Regions from separate parts of the Homo sapiens genome. Here region 2 is linked to region 1. Evidence: chromatin loops called from intact Hi-C (ENCODE). Cell type or tissue: ascending aorta. All regions are shown on one strand. Links, peaks and the distances in the headings refer to the core of each region. The heading gives the core; the rest is flanking DNA.

Region 1 (8,313 bases), core at 1-8,000:
GAACCAAAACTAAACAAATGCAGTTTTTTATCCTTTTGGAACTGAGCAGAAATAGCATATGTAGAGAGAATGATTTTATTTTGTATTTTTAAAAGAAATATTTGGAACTTAATTGAATTATACTTCTGCTGGGAATTGAAATTTTCAGACGGAATATCGGATTTTATTTTAAATTGAATTCCACATTGAAGAGATGAAGAACGAACCATCAGTGAAATATTAACAATAAAGTTGACACATTTCAATAAACAACAAAAGAAGCTGAGCATAATATAAGCTAGACAGTTTCTTCCTACACTTTCCTAAACCCCCAAAGGGTCTATATTAACTATTCTTGATAATTTGGATAAGGAAATCATCTTTGATCAATTTTAATGAAATCTAGTTTACATTTATATTTATTTCTAGAGATTCTTAAAACAGATCAAAATTAAATCCTTTTCTTGTGGTCACCCTGATGAATGTACTGTTTCCTTTACACCTTCAACGTCATATTATTAGTGAATCTAGAACAGGTATTGAAATGCTTGTGTCATTCTGCATGTTCCTCAGAAGTTACCAAGTTAATCCTGGATTCTACATACTCCATCTTTCCAATATATATTATTTTTATTAAATGATTTTGTTTGAGTTGAGCCTTCAGGAATTTCACGACTTCCCATTAGGTAAATTTAACCAACATCAACATATATTATGAAATGTGCTTACATTTTTTGCATTTACAAATCACACTAACAATTTGTTTAATAATTAGGGTTGATGAGAACAATGCTTTTCTTCTCTCAACTTTGAAAATCTTGTATCAGAAGTCCTTAGAGATCTATTTATAAATTTTTAACTCATAGTTATCAGCTGGTATGGACATCCCTGTATAGTATAATCAAGGTTTTTTTTTTTTTTTAACCATTTTCCATGGAATCTGGGTAAAGTGCATTATTAATACAGTGCGTTCTTTCTTTTTTATTTTCTTTCTTTCAAGAGACAGAGTCTCTTTGTCACTACTCTTTCTTTTAAGAGACAGAGTCACTTTGTCACTACTCAAGTCACTCAGGCTGGAGTGCAGTGGTGCAATCATGGCTCACTGCAACCTTGAACTCCTAGGCTCAAGCAATCCTCCTACCTCAGCCTCCCAAGTAGTTAGGATTAAGGCATGTGCCACCATGCCTGGCTAATTTACAAAAACATTTTTTTTTGGAGAGGCAGGGTCTTGCTACGTTGCCCTGGCTGGTGTCAAACTCCTGGGCTCAAGCGAGCCTGGCTGCCTCTGCCTCCCAAAGTGCTGGGATTATAGGCATGAGCCGCTGTACCTGGCCAGAATCATTTTAATATATAATTTCAGCACATTATTTACATCAACTAGATATAGGGCAAATACAGAGACTAAGTTAGCAGCATCCCAATCAAAGCTGTATTTTTAAATGGCTGTAAGGAAGAGCAATGTGCCACCTGCCCGCATCAGCTTTGCTCACAGGAAGCTGTTTCCTCCACACCCCCAGAAAGAAGGCTGGACAAAGGGGTGAAGGTCTGGAAACCGACAAGGAGGATTCAGAGAAGGGACAGGGAGAACTGGATAGGGACGATGGGTTGGAAAAATAAATTCCAGAGCAAAGAGAAGTTGGAGAGATGAACAGATCTTCGATTTATTGCTAATTTAATTAATATAGGATGACTCTACAACCTTGGTTAAAAACCCATTCAAGTTGTATAAACTTCCACCCTTCATGCAGCCCCAATTTTGAATAGGAGAGCCTTGGTAGGAGGTAACAATACGCTTGGGGCACTGATGTGCCTGTTATCAACAATATGAACTGCAATTCATCTTACTAAACACCTTGGACAGAATCCAGCTTGAGACTCAGAAGGCTCTTTGGGATAAAAGATGTTGTCACTAAAGAAACCCTGTTTGCTTATCAAAGCAAAGGCAACCAATTAATAGTTTTATCACTAATACTGTTACCCCGAGGGCTAAAATTAAGTTTATTTATTTATTTTAAGTTCAACATCCTAAATTCCACCCTAATGCACAACAAGGTACGGCTCGTATTACAAATGAATAACTTAATTAAAAAACATTGATTTTGCTCATTGACTGCTGCAAATTTTATTAAATATTAATGATAACATTTTGTATTTTTTATACTAGTCATGAAAGTTTTATGCACTCTCTCCCCTACAGCAGCCTTAGATTTCATGACAAAATCTTAGGCAGCTCAAAGTACAAACATAAATATTGCATTGGCCAGCTTGGTACAATATATGTGTGTACATAAGCCGATAAAAGGATGTGTGTACATTTACCCAAATGTGAGTGAGTGAGGAAAGCTGACATGAGGCAAGCAAGGGAGAAACTTGAATGGTGAAAGTTTATGTTTTATTTTAACCACCAAGAAAGGTCACCCAGAAAGAAAGTCCTGGAACCAGCGTCCCATGAGACAAGACCTCAGAACCTCTCACCACATGTGTCCTTTCCCCAAACTCTGCATATGGAATTCAAGGCACAAAACATTGCTCCATAAACCACATGATTTTACAGGTTTCAAGTCTATGGCAAGAGGTTTCACCAGAAGGACAAAATTCTCTTCTTTCCTCACCCCATGGGTGCAAAAAAAATTTTTCCATAAAAGCCACCAGGCTATGGGAGAGCCTTTAAAATTTTTGCAGTTTTTTGTTGTTGTTGTTGTTGTTTTGCTTCTGTGGGTTTATTTTACATGTTTACATTAGAGTCGGCACAGCCTTGCATTGTTATCTGTCTAGATGGACTAGAAGTCACCCTTATCTGGTTTTCTCCAAGCTTTTAATGGTAAGCATAAATGTTTGGGATCAGCTGACAGCTGTGTGCAGTGAATCAGGCAACATCATCATTCGGAATGTTTTTCTATTATTTGGAAAATTGTACTTAAAAAAATCCATAAAGCACTCAGTAGAACATCGTTTCTTTGAACTTCAGCAGTGACTGATTTTTTTTCTTCCTTTGTATCTCAAAGTCATTTAAAAACAAGTGAGAAGTTAATTTGTTGAGATCATTTCCTCAAATCACCTCCCAGGTCAAAAAGACAGCTCTGGCCTCTGCGTTACACAGTCTTTCCAAAACGTAACCAACTTCCTTAGGGATACAATCATAGCAACCCAGACTTGAAAACAAAGCCGGAGTCTGATTAAGTACTTGCCAAAAAGATTCCAACCATAGTCTACATAGTTTGCAAATACCCACATGGGGAAGGTTGAGGGAGAGAGGAAGGGAAGGACAGGAGCTTTCCAAAGGAAATATTTCACATGGAAAATATCAAGCATTTTCTAAAATGAGTAATTAAAGGACAGGATAGAATATCTTTAAGATATAAGCTTCTTTGAAATGCAAAATAGAAATTTTTGTCAAATAGGCAACGGAAGATAATATGTGAAAATCAATGTACTCAATATTATAGCTCCTATAATAGGAGACTTAGGGACCTGAGAATACGTTTGCATGTTTCAGCATTGTATTCGTTTGGGCTGAATTATCAAATTTCTGGCAATGTTTGCCTCTTTTCACTACTTCCTCTCTCCTTCAGCTCCCAGTGGTCCCTGGAAAGCCCATTTCTCTCCTCGCTCCTGGGTCCTCGTGCTGCTGGTGGTCTCAGGTTCTTTTACGTCCCCTGGTTCCATCCCAAAAGTCCTTCCTAGAAGTCTTTCGAAATGCCTGAATTGGGATTTCTTTCTTGTCTTCCTTCCTTCCCTCCTCCTCTTCCTCCTTCCCTCTTTTCCATTCTTTTTCCCACTAGGTCTCTAGACCTCGTGATCTGCCCTCCTCAGCCTCCCAAAGTGCTGGGATTGCAGTCCTGAGCCATTCCCGCTAGGTTTCTAACACAAGCAAAGAAGTTGTAGCTTCCACGAGGTGTGCTTTTCAGACTGTGTTATGTAAAACAACTCCAGACGTCAAGTCACAGGTGGCTTTAAAAAAGAAATCTTCTAAAGAAAATAAACAAGGTAGAAACCATGACATTAGATGTGGCGCATAGATTTTTAGTGAATTTAAAGATGTGCAAAATGCCAGCCAGTGACATCAGTATCATTTCCCTTTCTGTTGTGGAATGAAGTTTCTTTTCCTAATGAGGAATGCTCAGGGAAACAGAACAAAGCTAAAAAGAAAAGAACCCTTCTTTGCAATGGCATTTGACACTGGACCCCAGGGCATGGTTTGACACATTTTGAAAGTACCAGTGTCCCCAGCTCAGCTTGACTGCGAACCGGCTCTACATAGCCACCTTTAGTCCTCCCAGGGAATAAATTAAATCTGCATCTTGACTGTGTTGCCTGGAAGAGACTGTTCAATTATTTATGGCGCAACAGCAGGGAGTTGCTCTTCTCTGCAAGTTGCGGGGTGGGGGTGGGAGCGTACACTGCCTCTTGTCTACTTCGGGCCACTGCGTTAGTGAGTCCGGTAATGTCTAGAGAAAATAACAAGGCTGGAGGCAACTAAGATATATTAACGAACAAGAGGCAGTAAATCCCTTTTTACTGTTTGGAGACTGTGCTCAGGCCAGCGCGACTGTCACCGTGCTCTGGTGCTGCCTGGGATGTGGCAGGTGTGCACTCATGCCTGACCGCAGAAGGCTGGGCGGGCGGTGGGTTAAAGACCACACGGATTTAAGGTTGAGGTTTTAAAAATGGAAATAAGAAGAAACTCAAGAATGTGTAACCAGAGAATTTACTAATTGGAGACTTCTGCTTCCCATTTTTGGTCCTAATTCTCAGACTCAGTGTCATAACAGCTTCATGTTGAGAATCAGAAGACCCAACTCTGGGTCTCAGAGGGCTGACTTCCTGAAAGTTTTTGTTATTTACTGGTATTTCGGAAATCACTGAAGCACAGAGTCACTTGGAGAGCCACACCGGCGTTTCCATGAGGGTGAGTCTTTGCTATGGAGACTTAGACCCTGGTCCCTGCTGTCCAAATTGTTTCAACATGGAAAAAATAAATAAATAAAACTAAGGTATAATTATTGAGAAGACTTAAATATATATACCCCGAGATAGGCAATACATTTACATGTCAAAGTGAAATAATCTCAATGACTTATGGCCTTTTTTTATATATACCAAATGTCCCTAAATTTAACGTACATATCTTTTAAAGTATATTTATTAAATTCTATTCCTTTTCTTGAAATAATCTTTAATAAAAATTTTAAAGATGGACATCATTCCTGATTTTTCTTAAGAATTCATAAAAATACATGAACATTGTGGCTTCTTGGTTAATATTATGTTAACCATCTCCTATTTCTTTGCAAGTAAGTTCTTAAATTTTAGATTTTAAGATAGTAGATAGGGCTGAGGTCTGGCATAATATAAGATATAGGTAATCTCAATGGCAATATAATAAACCATTTAAAATTGGGCATTACTTTTTTTTTGAGATGAGGTCTCACTATCTCACTGTGACTGATCCTTATACTCCTGGGCTCAAGCAATCCTCTCAGCCTTCAGAGTAGCTGGGACCAAAGAAACATGTCACCGCATTCAGCTATTTAATTTTTGTAATGACTCATGGCCGGTTTTCTAAATGACTCATTATGTTGATAAGGCGTGAAGAGAGAATGCAACATGGCAGAGGGGTGCAGAGGAAGTAGACACCATACGAAAGTAAAGATGGAGGATCCCAAAGGCTGCCTATTTTGTAATTTTTCATAAAACCAGGGATTAGAAAATGTTGTGTTTTAGTTGTTGGGACAGAGCAGAAATCCTATCCTAAAATATATATGCAGGACATTTGTTGTTTCCATTTTTTTTTCCCCCAGATGAAGTCTCACTCTGTCACCCAGGCTGGAGTGCAGTGGGGTGGTGATCTTGGTTCACTGCAACCTCTGCCTTCTGGGTTCAAGGGATTCTCCTGCCTCAGCCTCCCAAGTAGCTGGGATTACGGGCGTACACCACCATGCCCAATTAATTTTTGTATTTTTAGTAGAGATGGGGTTTCACTGTGTTGGCCAGGCTGGTCTCAAACTCCTGACCTTGTGATCTGCCCGCCTTGGCCTCCCAAAGTGCTGGGATTACAGATGTGAGCCACCGCGCCCCACCTGTTATTTTAGTTTCTAAGAGGTATTATTCAACCTAACTTCATTGGAAGGATAATAGAAATCAAATACGTGATATTTACATGGACTTTTTCTCTTCTGAGAACTCAAGACTTTTTTTTAGACCTATCTAATCCCTCCAATATCCAAGTTAAGAGTCCAGTTTATTACATCATGTTACTATTAAAAAAAGTAAGACATGGAAAAAAAGTTTTTGCTTTCTAGACAGATAGATAGAAATAGACATATGCAGTAGTTTGGTTTGTCCTAATATTAGCACATGTTACTATAACATTCTTTTACATGTGTGGTACACATTAATTAGTTCTGTAGTCGAGAAAGAAACATGCTAGGATGGGGGACATACCTACCATTGAAATTAGCATCAAAACTAAATTCTATGAAGACCTACCTATTTGGTAGCAGTGAGCCACAAATTCTTCCCTTTTTCTACCATGTTTAAACTTTTTATTGAACTATAATATACGTAGAAAAAAGTATACATATCACAAATGATACATCCATTGATTTCTGTACCTTTTTCTTTTAACAACATAGTGATAAGAACATGCTCACAGGTTAAAGCAGGAGAGCAGCCAGTAGGAAGGAAGGAGATGAAAACTAGGAGAGTTTCCGCAGTGGCAGATGGTAGACCCCAAAGACAGCTGCAATATCTCCCATCCCATCTCCTCTTCTGCCATGTGACCTTTCTGCTCCCCCATCCAGGGCTAGAGTTTATTTCTTTACCCACTGGCACCTGGTTAGGCTCTGTAATTGCTTTGACCAATAGAATATAGCAGACATGAGACCTTGCCATTTCTTGGCACAAATCTTTAACTGGCTTGGAAGCTTCTTCCTGCCTCTTGGAGTATTTGTTCTTGGTATGGCCTTTAATAAACCCAAATCACATGGAGGGGCCTTATGTAGGTATTCGAGTCACAAGCAGCTGAGCTCCCAGCCAGCGTCAACTTCCAACTTTGCGTGTGAGCCATCTTGCATCTCTGATCCAGGCAAGGCCATAGCTGCAGCCCTAGCCAACATCTGACGTCAAGTGCTCAAGAGAGCCCAGTAAGAAATGCCCAGCTGAGCCCAGTCAATGCACAGAACCATGAGAGATAATCAACTGTCATTTCACCGCCACTAATTCTGGGGGTGGTATGCTGAACAGGAACAGATAACTGGGACAGGTACCAAAACACTGATCTAGGAATTTGACTTTTGGATATAGGAGGAAGGCAGAAAAGACACAAGAATAAGCAAGATTGTAGATATATTTTCAGATTGTATGGGTGGGAAATTATAGGTGAGAATCTGGACACAATATCATTTGGTAAGAAAGAAAGAAGGATGGGAGAGTGGGTTTAAGAAAGGGACAAATATTTGGAATATCAGATATGTGGAAACGAAGACAGAATCCAGCAAAAAAGGTCACTACATACTTGAAGGCCATGCTGATGTTTAAGCTATAAATCTGAAGAATACCATCAGCCTGGGGCTGGGATTTTTTCCATCTGTGCTCGGCTATCCAGGTCAGGAGAAGACAAAGAACATGACTGGATTGATCTTGGATTGCAGGTTTAAAGAATAGATGAGGAAGGAAGACAGAATGAGACAGCTGTGGTTTCTGGTAGGCAGGAGTTGAAGGCATGGCCCATGGGTTTTGGCCTGTGCAGGGAAAGAAAGTAAAGCTGGGAGAGGCTTGATAATAGAAATGAAGGAAAAAATGATGCAGAAGTTTGAGGCCAATAAGATTAGCGATATGAAAGAAGAGAATGAGAAAGCTGGGGAGATAGGCTGTGCTCCAAAAACAGAATATTATAGAATCTGTTGATGTGTTTGCATCTTTTCATAACATTGCTAGTAATTAAGAGTTTTACCTAGAAAATATTTAAAGACTAATTGAATAAATCAGTTAATATTTCCACTTGTCAGTAACTTGTGAAATCTCTGGTTGGGAAGATGGTTCACAATGGAGGGTGAGACTGTATATTTGTCCACACTCAATGGTGTGCTGGAGCTGGCTCACACCCACCTGGGGGAGCCCACTGTGCACCTTTTTCCATAGCTGCACTCAGTGACATCATGTTGGTAGCTTGAAATTGGCCATGGTAGAAATATTTACACCACAGAAATATGCAGACAGTATAAATCAGAGCCTTTGTTTCCCAGAGAGTAGGTTGTTGAACATTTACCAGCACATCAAGACCCACAACCTCCCTATATTCTATTTATAATCAGTAAGATAATTTAATTTTGT
Region 2 (8,300 bases), core at 1-8,000, 270 kb after region 1:
TTGCTCTTCCAAGCATATCTGTGAGGCAAGTAGATGCAGACGATGGCACAGCCCATTGTTTTAGCACGTTAGCAGATGGAGAGAACTGAGTCACAAGCCAGTTGGGTGAGTTGGCTAAAACCATAGCATCTAATGTGATTACAGCAATCCCCAAATAGAGTTCTCAACTCCTACATCCCATCTGTTCCTTAAAGAGACTTAGGAAGCCAATTATCTGTTCCTCTGTAAGAAGAATCTATTGATTCTATTAGGAGGAACAGAGTTGGCCCCAGCAAAGTTTGCCTTGACTTTTCCACCCCTGCACTTCTTATTCTCAGCACCTCCCCTCCCTCTTATCCTTCACATTTGCTTCCATCCATGACATTCTCATCAGCTGTTCAAAACCTTTTGCTGTGCAGCTCCTAAGGAGATGTGTGTGTGTGCACGCGCGGTGGTATTCGGGAAATCTTGACGAAAGAAACATTTATTAACCATTTTCTATGTTGCACACAATTCTCTTATTCCGGCCTCACTATGACTTATTGGATGGGATGCTATTTCATAATGTACATGCTATCAGATGCCAAATAAGCAAATTGATGATGGTAGTGCTGGTGGCAGCAAAGCAGAATGTTTATTGAGTCAGAAATAAAATGACTGGATTGTACCTTTAGCCTTGGCCAGCAAACACATGTGGCCTTGGCTAACATATAATTTTTCTCTCTGAACTTAGTTCTCTCACCTGGAATATAGGCATGACACAGTACACTAGACGAACACTAAGACTGCCTACACTAAAATGATAAAATAATGTGATTGACATGACAATCAAGGCAGGAAAGAGCAATGGTTCTCCCAGAGAAGATTACGTTTGCAAGGAGGCTGCTTTTCATCCTGGCTCACGGAGGCCAGTGTTCTCAATCCTGGCCACAAATCACAGTCACATGCCCTGCCCCCATTTCTGGAGCGTTTATACTTTCCAATACTAAGCCTGCTGATTCACGGGGTCCCTATGCCATATTTTTACAAGTACTTTTAGTTCTAGGTAGTTCTAGTTAAGATATGTGGTTCTAATTAAGAATCACTACTCTCGACGGAGGAATTCCAGATAATACAGAAAGATATGTGGCGGAGTAGAAGCTTTCCTTAGACTCCTGAATAGCATCATCTATTTGGTCTCAGTGGCTGGGCTGGGGAGAGCCTGGGAGAGCTGGAAATGTATAGATTATAGGACACAAGTGGAATGCTGTCTGTGAGGTCAGGCCTCATTTGCTTTCATTTCATCCATATCTTTGTCCCTCGCCTCTAATTCAACCTGGATTGAGTTTTAAATCTTTCCTTAAAGAACAGCCATTAAAGATGATAAAATAATCTGGCTCCCAGAGCTATCCAAGCCCACAAGTTCTAAGAGGAAACAACAGAGACATCTGCAGCATCTAATCTTGACTTTGGAGCTAATTAAGGATCCTGTGGGATGCACTAAGTCCAGGATGTTATTTTGCCTAAAGGAATGGACAGTCCTAAGGATGAATGATTTTGAGTCCCCAGGCCAGTATTAATCTGGTTGTCTTCAGGTAAACACTTCTGGTGTTCAAAAACGCTTTCTCTCTTCTCATTCAAGCAGCTCCTTGAAGCTGGAAACCCCAAACCAAGTATCTTCTGGGTAATTCCATTGCTTTCCAGGATGATATAACCAAGGTTGTAACACACGATTGGCCTCATTCAACTGATATTTAGAAGGTTTGTTTGTTTGTTTGTTTGTTTGTTTGTTTTTAACAGAGTTTTGCTCTCATTTGCCCAGGCTGGAGTACAATGGCGCTATTTCAGCTCACTGCAACCTCCACCTCCTGGGTTCAAGTGATTCACCTGCCTTAGCCTCCCAAAGTAGCTGGGATTACAGATGCCCACCATTACACCTGGCTAATTTTTGTAGTTTTAGAAGAGACAGAGTTTTACCATGTTGGTCAGGCTGGTCTCAAACTCCTGACCTCAGGTGATCCACCTGCCACCTCCCACCTCCTGGGTTCAAGTGATTCTCCTGCCTCTGCCTCCCAAAGTGCTGGGATTACAGGCCTGAGCCACCATGCCCAGCCTGATACTTAGAAGTTTTGTTTGGAGACATCCCCCCAAAACAGAGTCATGTATTGCTTTAATGCCTGGATTCTCATTTTTAGTGATCTTGGGCAAACGCTGAATCTAATTGAAAATGATTCACTCACTAGTTTTGAAGGATTTTACATTTTCTATTTCTCTCCTGAAGTCTTGCATTTGAAGAAGAATATTTACCTAATGACCTTGTTCTAAAATTCACAGAGAAAAAGTAACTAATCCCCTCCCATCCCTTTCTTACAGTATTTTTCTTTTGATACCATTGTGTTTTGGGGGAAATCAGGATGAATGAAAAACACCTGCTGCTTTTTTAGAATGGGTTTCTATACACACTTGGCTTTGAGATCTATCAAAGAATAAACCTGTAATTTCAACTACTGGTAGTTTGAACCTACAAGTTACAAATGGGAGTCACAATTCCTATGGCAGGCGTTTTGTTAGGCTGTCAGGTAGCTCATTTTGCTGCTGTTTCCTATTTTTTTTTAACATTTTCTTTACATAAATAAAATGTAACACTGTGAAAAATGAAATTCCTGAACAAAAACCACATGATGAGGTGCACCAAAGAGCAGTTACATTATTCATTTCAAGTGGTTGGCTGATGTGGAATCTTCGTTGAATATTTCAGTGTTAGGAGTATTACTGAGGTTATAAACTGAGTAAGGAAACAAAATTGCTCTTGGTCAAGGATCAGCTATTAGCATTAAATAGCTTTTGAATATTTATGGAGAGCACATAACACCACGATGATGTTTAAAGGTCTCAGCAATATTTTTCTTTGTTTTTTTCTTTAATTAAAATAGCCATAGAATTGTTAAGTTCTAGAAAGAACTTCAGAATGAGGTGAGGGTAACCTTACCCCAGGGTACACAGGGTACACAGTTAGTTCTTAACATATCTAGTCTAAGTCCTAATCTGCCATCTTTGAGTCGTTACATCTTTCTAGAAAACCATACTTTTCAAGATAAATGAGAAAGGAGACTTTCCCAGACCCTTTAAGAAATTGCTTTTTTTTGTAGTTGGCCCATCCAATTTTATACAATTATTATTTTAATATTCTAATTTTACTCTAGTGACTCCAGAGAACTTTAAGGTACAACTCATAAAGGGACCAATATAATATGTTTCGCAAAAATCTCAGTTGGTTAGAACATGTTACAAAGAACCAAGTTTGCTGATTTGAATCCCATACAATGCTAGTTAATTTTCTAGTTTTGTGACCATAACAGCTACTGGTAACTTGTGAAAATATGTGCTAAGGGCCTTGAGAGTGGCAGTGGTGCCTGCCTCTCCTCAGTTTATCACTAGTAAGCCATATTCAATTTAAAGCTAGTCCTCGACTAACCATGAGTCAGCCCCACCACTTTAATTTAATTAATTAAATTTAAGTTAATTCTCAAGGAATTTATGTAATTGTCTTTAGTTTCAGGACTGCGATTAAGATTTAGGTCTCTTATTCTCTGTCCAGTGAATTTTCCATTACAGCCTAAATCCTTCTAAGGTCTCCTGGAAGACTGAAATTGGCCAAGTCTCCTCAATCACGTTTTTTTGAGTAAAACACAGATATCTTCATGCTGCACATATTCCATTAAATGTGTTTCTAACTTGCAGTTAGGACTTACAGGAGGCAGTCACTGAATCCTTCTACCCCTTTGTTTACCTCTGAAAACCAAGGCCATATTTACTTGGATTAATGGAGACCGAAGGGTTGGGACAGAAAGGAATGGGGAGGAACACAGAACAAAACAAAACACCAGTGCTTTCCAACGTTCTGAGTCACATTCAGGGTTGTAAAATGACTTATCGCCCTGAAAATGTTGGCAGAACATTCAGCATAGATCATACATTACAGGCACATGATGCAAATGCTTCTTGGCTCGTGATTACAGACCAGCAATTTCCTAGGCCCTATCGCAGTTCCAAATAACTCATTGTATTTGCTTTCTGAACTAAGTTTTTTGGACTGATTAAACGAAGCCTCCCAAAAGCATGCCTGGCACTGGGCATATATGACTTTGCTGTTTCTCACAGGATGGATGTGACCCTCTGTTGTTGCCCAGGGTTTCACAGAATATTTGCGCAAACACACATGATCTTCATTTCCTGGACTCTTCTCAGCTTAAGCATGCATATACAATGGGATCAAATTGGCCAGGGCGAGGCCCAGTCAATGCTCTAAGCTGATTTCACGTTTGACTATGTGGTAAACCACAGGTTCAACCACGCACTCTGATTTGCCCAATAAGTCAACCAAAAGAGTAATCGTATTTGTATTCAGCTATAACGACAGAGGTTTTCTTGACAGTATGGAAAATCTACAGCCTTATTGGATAGTAGGAGTTATGTTTTTATTACTTCACATTTTTAAGTTTCAGGGTACTCGTGCAGGATGTACAGGTTTGTTACATATGTAAACGTGTACCAAGGTGCTTTGCTGCACATATCAACCCATCACCTAGGTATTAAGCCCAGCATCCATTAGGTCCTTTCCCTAATGCTCTCCCTCCCCGAACCCCACCCCCCGACAAGCCTCAGTGTGTGTTGTTCCCCTCCCTGTGTCCATGTGTTCTCATTGTTCAGCTCCCACTTATATGTGAGAATATGTGGTGTTTGGTTTTCTTTTCCTGCATCAGTTTGCTGAGGATAACGCCTTCCAGCTTCATCCATGTCCTTGCAAAGGACATGATCTCATTCTTTTTAATGGCTGCATAGTATTCCATGGTGTATATGTACCACATTTTCTTTATCCAGTCTATCGTTGATGGGCATTTGGGTTGATTCCATGTCTTTGCTATTGTGAATAGTGCTGCGATGAACATAAATGTGCATCTATCTTTATAATAGAATGATTCACGTTCCTTTGGGTATGTACCCAGTAATGGGATTGTTGGGTCAGAGTTATGCATTTTTATTTGTAACTATTTTTAAGAAGATAGAAATAAAATGGTGAGATGGAATATACATATTCAAAGAACAGACATCAAAAGTATTTCAATTTTCATATAAGGATTAAGTTATTCACATAAATAATTAACTTGGACAAAATGTTTGTATTAATAATGAAGAAGTAAGACATGCTTATTTGACTGCTTTTTCCCATTATCTGATTGAGACTCTGGGCTGCTCACTGATTAGATGCTGGCTAGAACAGGTAGGTAATTCTAGCAAAATCTATGGGAATAGCTTCTTGTAGGAAAAACAGCTAAGTAAATTCAATACATTTTATTTTCCTAAGTACTCATGTTGAGCAACATGTTTATTTCAACAAACTCATGTTGGTCTCTTGGCTTACTCACCATAGCCTATACAATGATTCTGAGAATTATTACTTCGACTACTACCATGAGGAAACTTAGAGATTCATTTTACTCTTTCTCCAGGAGATAAAACCATAGAACCTGATGATTTCAACTTGTTTTATCCTTTTGGTCAATCCTTTGTGGATATCAAACTTCTTTTTGACTAGAACCTTTGATTCATTAATTCCCAGTGAACCACAGCAACAATGCGAAATCTATCGTATCTTAAGCTAATTTGTGTTCTAAGAATGAGTTATTGTTTGTAAATCTTTTTTTGTTTGTGTCTGAGACAGTTTCACTCTGTAGCCCAGGTTGGAGCACAGTAGTGAAATCATGGCTCACTGCAACCTCCACCTCCCAGGTTCAAGCGATTCTTGTGCCTCAGCCTCCCTAGTAGTGGGGACTACAGGCACCCACCACTATACCTGGCAATTTTTTGTATTATTAGTAGAGAATGGGTTTTGTTGTTGTTGGCTAGGCTGGTCTCGAACTGCTGACCTCAAGTGATCCTCCAACCTTGGCCTCCCAAAGTGCTGGGATTCCAGGCATGAGCCACCATGCCTGGTTATTATTTGTAAATCTCTAACCAACATTTTAGTTATATATCTGAAGCATTCCAACCTTTATCATTTATATTATGAATAGTATTAATTTTATAAGTTAAAGTTTACTTTTCAAGGACAGTGTGTGTGTGTGTGTGTGTGTGTGTATGTGTAAATATCCTAGACTTTGCTTCCCTGCTCTGTCTCTGTTTAGAGATCTCACTACTTTCTGTAATAACACTAGAGACCTACAGGTTCAATAGCTGACTATTAGAGAAAAGGCACTTATCCTTATTTTATTAAGAGAGAGAATGAATTTTTTAACGTAAAATATTCCAAATTCTTGTTTAAGTTAGTGGTGCAGTTCTGGTGATGAGATTAGTGATAAAGTCTACTTTTGTGATAATTAGCCCCCTTTTCTCTCCACTCTCCTAAAATAAGAAGAGTTTAGATTGCAATGCTTCCCAAGAGGCAGAAGACAGTGGCCTCAAGGTAAAAGCAATTTGAGCCTTCATCTCAGGCTGCTTCCTCAGCTGTTCATTCATTCTGTGGCTTGAATGGGGAATGCATTGCCTAGAAATGCGAAATATATGGAAAATAATTCTACCTCCAGTTCATTGTCCTTTTGGCTATTTTTCTCATTTTGAAGCTGCATGGAGCTATTTTGGGCCTTCTCGGTGCACTTAACATTGCTTTAAAACAGATTTAAGTCTCCCTACGTGACTGAATTTCCAATTCTCTATCCGACAGAGCAGTACACTATTAAAGCTCTACCAGGTGTTCAATATGCACACATTTATCTGACTCTTCTTTTCGTTAGAAATAATAGAAAATGAAATTGAAGATTTATGGTTGAGTGTGATTTGCTGAAAATACTGGTCTAAGAACAGCTTTATGTCTACTTGGTAAAGTTACAAATGAAATCCAAAATGTTTCTAAACATAATGTACTTTCCCTCTTTGTGCTTTCCCTGGGCCTTGCTACGCACAGTCGCATGTTTTAGAGACAACTCCAAATCCCTCAACGAATGCCAGTTAGGAAAAGACAGACAAAGGTATATGTGAATTATACACCCATGATTTACCGATTTTGTGGCTCATTCATGACAAGTTGTTGAAAACAGAAGACCGGCTCCTGTTGCTCTCAAGTTCTGTGGCACATGGTGAGCATACATGCATTTCTAAAAACCTGCTCACTTTTTAGAAATGCATGTATGCTCATCAAGTCTTGATCAATTAAAAAGTAGATAAAAAATAGATAATAATATAAAAATATCTCCCTCTAGCTTTGGAGTGGGAGACTTACTGCCAAAAGTTTAATAAATTTATTAATTAAAAAACATCTGATCACCACGTCTGAGTTTGGTACACAGTTGACACTCAGTGAGTATCCGTGAAATGAAAATGACTTTGCGTAAATATAAAGGATTGTCACATCACAAAATCTGCTGTCATTAGCTATCTAGAACATGCTACTACTCCAGGCAATTCAGTTCTATTCTATTTAAAAGTGATCTAGTTCCTACCGTTTGCACAAAGTTTGATGGTTTGGGGGACTACACATGAGTAAGAGTGAACCCCGGTATGTCAGGACCCCAGACTTGTAACCAGGGTTCAAAGATTTTGCAAAATTGCAAAAGGTCAGCAAGGGTCTGAGCAATTAAAAGAAGGCCCAGGTACACAGCCTATCTCAGTGGGTACAGCTGCCACTCATAGGAAGAAAGAACTGAAACGCTATTAAAATGATACAAGCACGTTCACTGCAGCACTATTCACAATAGCAAAGACATGGAATCAACCCAAATGCCCATCAGTGATAGACTGGATAAAGAAAATGTTGTACATATACACCATGGAATACTATGCAGCCGTAAAAAGGAATGAGATCATGTCCTTTGCAGGGACATGGATGGAACTAGAAGCCATTATCCTCAGCAAACTAACACTGGAACAAAAAACCAAACACAGCATGTTCTCACTTATAAGTGGGAGTTGAACAATGAGAACACATGGACACAGGGAGGGGAATAACACACACTGGGGCCCGCTGAGGGGTGGGGTTTGGGGAGGGAGAACATTAGGAAAAATAGCTAATGGATGCTGGGCTTAATACCTGGGTGATTTGTTGATAGGTGCAGCAAATTACCATGGCACACGTTGAACTGTGTAACAAACCTGCACATCCTGCACATGTACCCCGGAACTTAAAATTAAAAAAAAAAAAAAAGAATGAACCCAAATGCTCATGCTAAACTGCAATTGAGAGAATGCAAATATAGGAGCTAAGTTTGTTTTTTGTTTGTTTTAAGACAGAATAGAACACAGATGGGCCATTCCTTAAATTTATAATGCAGTCAATTAGCCATTTAAAA

The links. Hi-C counts contacts between places; a loop is a spot of excess contacts. Peaks named below come from ENCODE experiments on the same cell type or tissue, not always from the same donor. Only the 100,000 strongest peaks of a DNase experiment are listed, where the experiment ranks them.
Region 2: it touches region 1 in a loop (4-fold over the local background); 2 of 110 quality-filtered maps call a loop at or near these places.

The regions. Positions count from the first base shown.
Region 1 is chr10:10,867,029-10,875,341 of GRCh38, reverse strand. It overlaps a transcript of CELF2 not described here. Among named protein-coding and RNA genes, the nearest start is that of LINC00710, 81 kb to the left of the region's middle. RefSeq lists a silencer at 4,570-4,619. In ascending aorta, for the core only: no CTCF peak of the experiment used is centred there; a DNase peak (open chromatin) is centred at 3,081; H3K4me3 peaks cover 487 bases; H3K27ac peaks cover 5,142 bases.
Region 2 is chr10:10,601,581-10,609,880 of GRCh38, reverse strand. It overlaps a transcript of CELF2 not described here. Among named protein-coding and RNA genes, the nearest start is that of CELF2-DT, 140 kb to the right of the region's middle. In ascending aorta, for the core only: no CTCF peak of the experiment used is centred there; a DNase peak (open chromatin) is centred at 4,000; H3K27ac peaks cover 2,331 bases.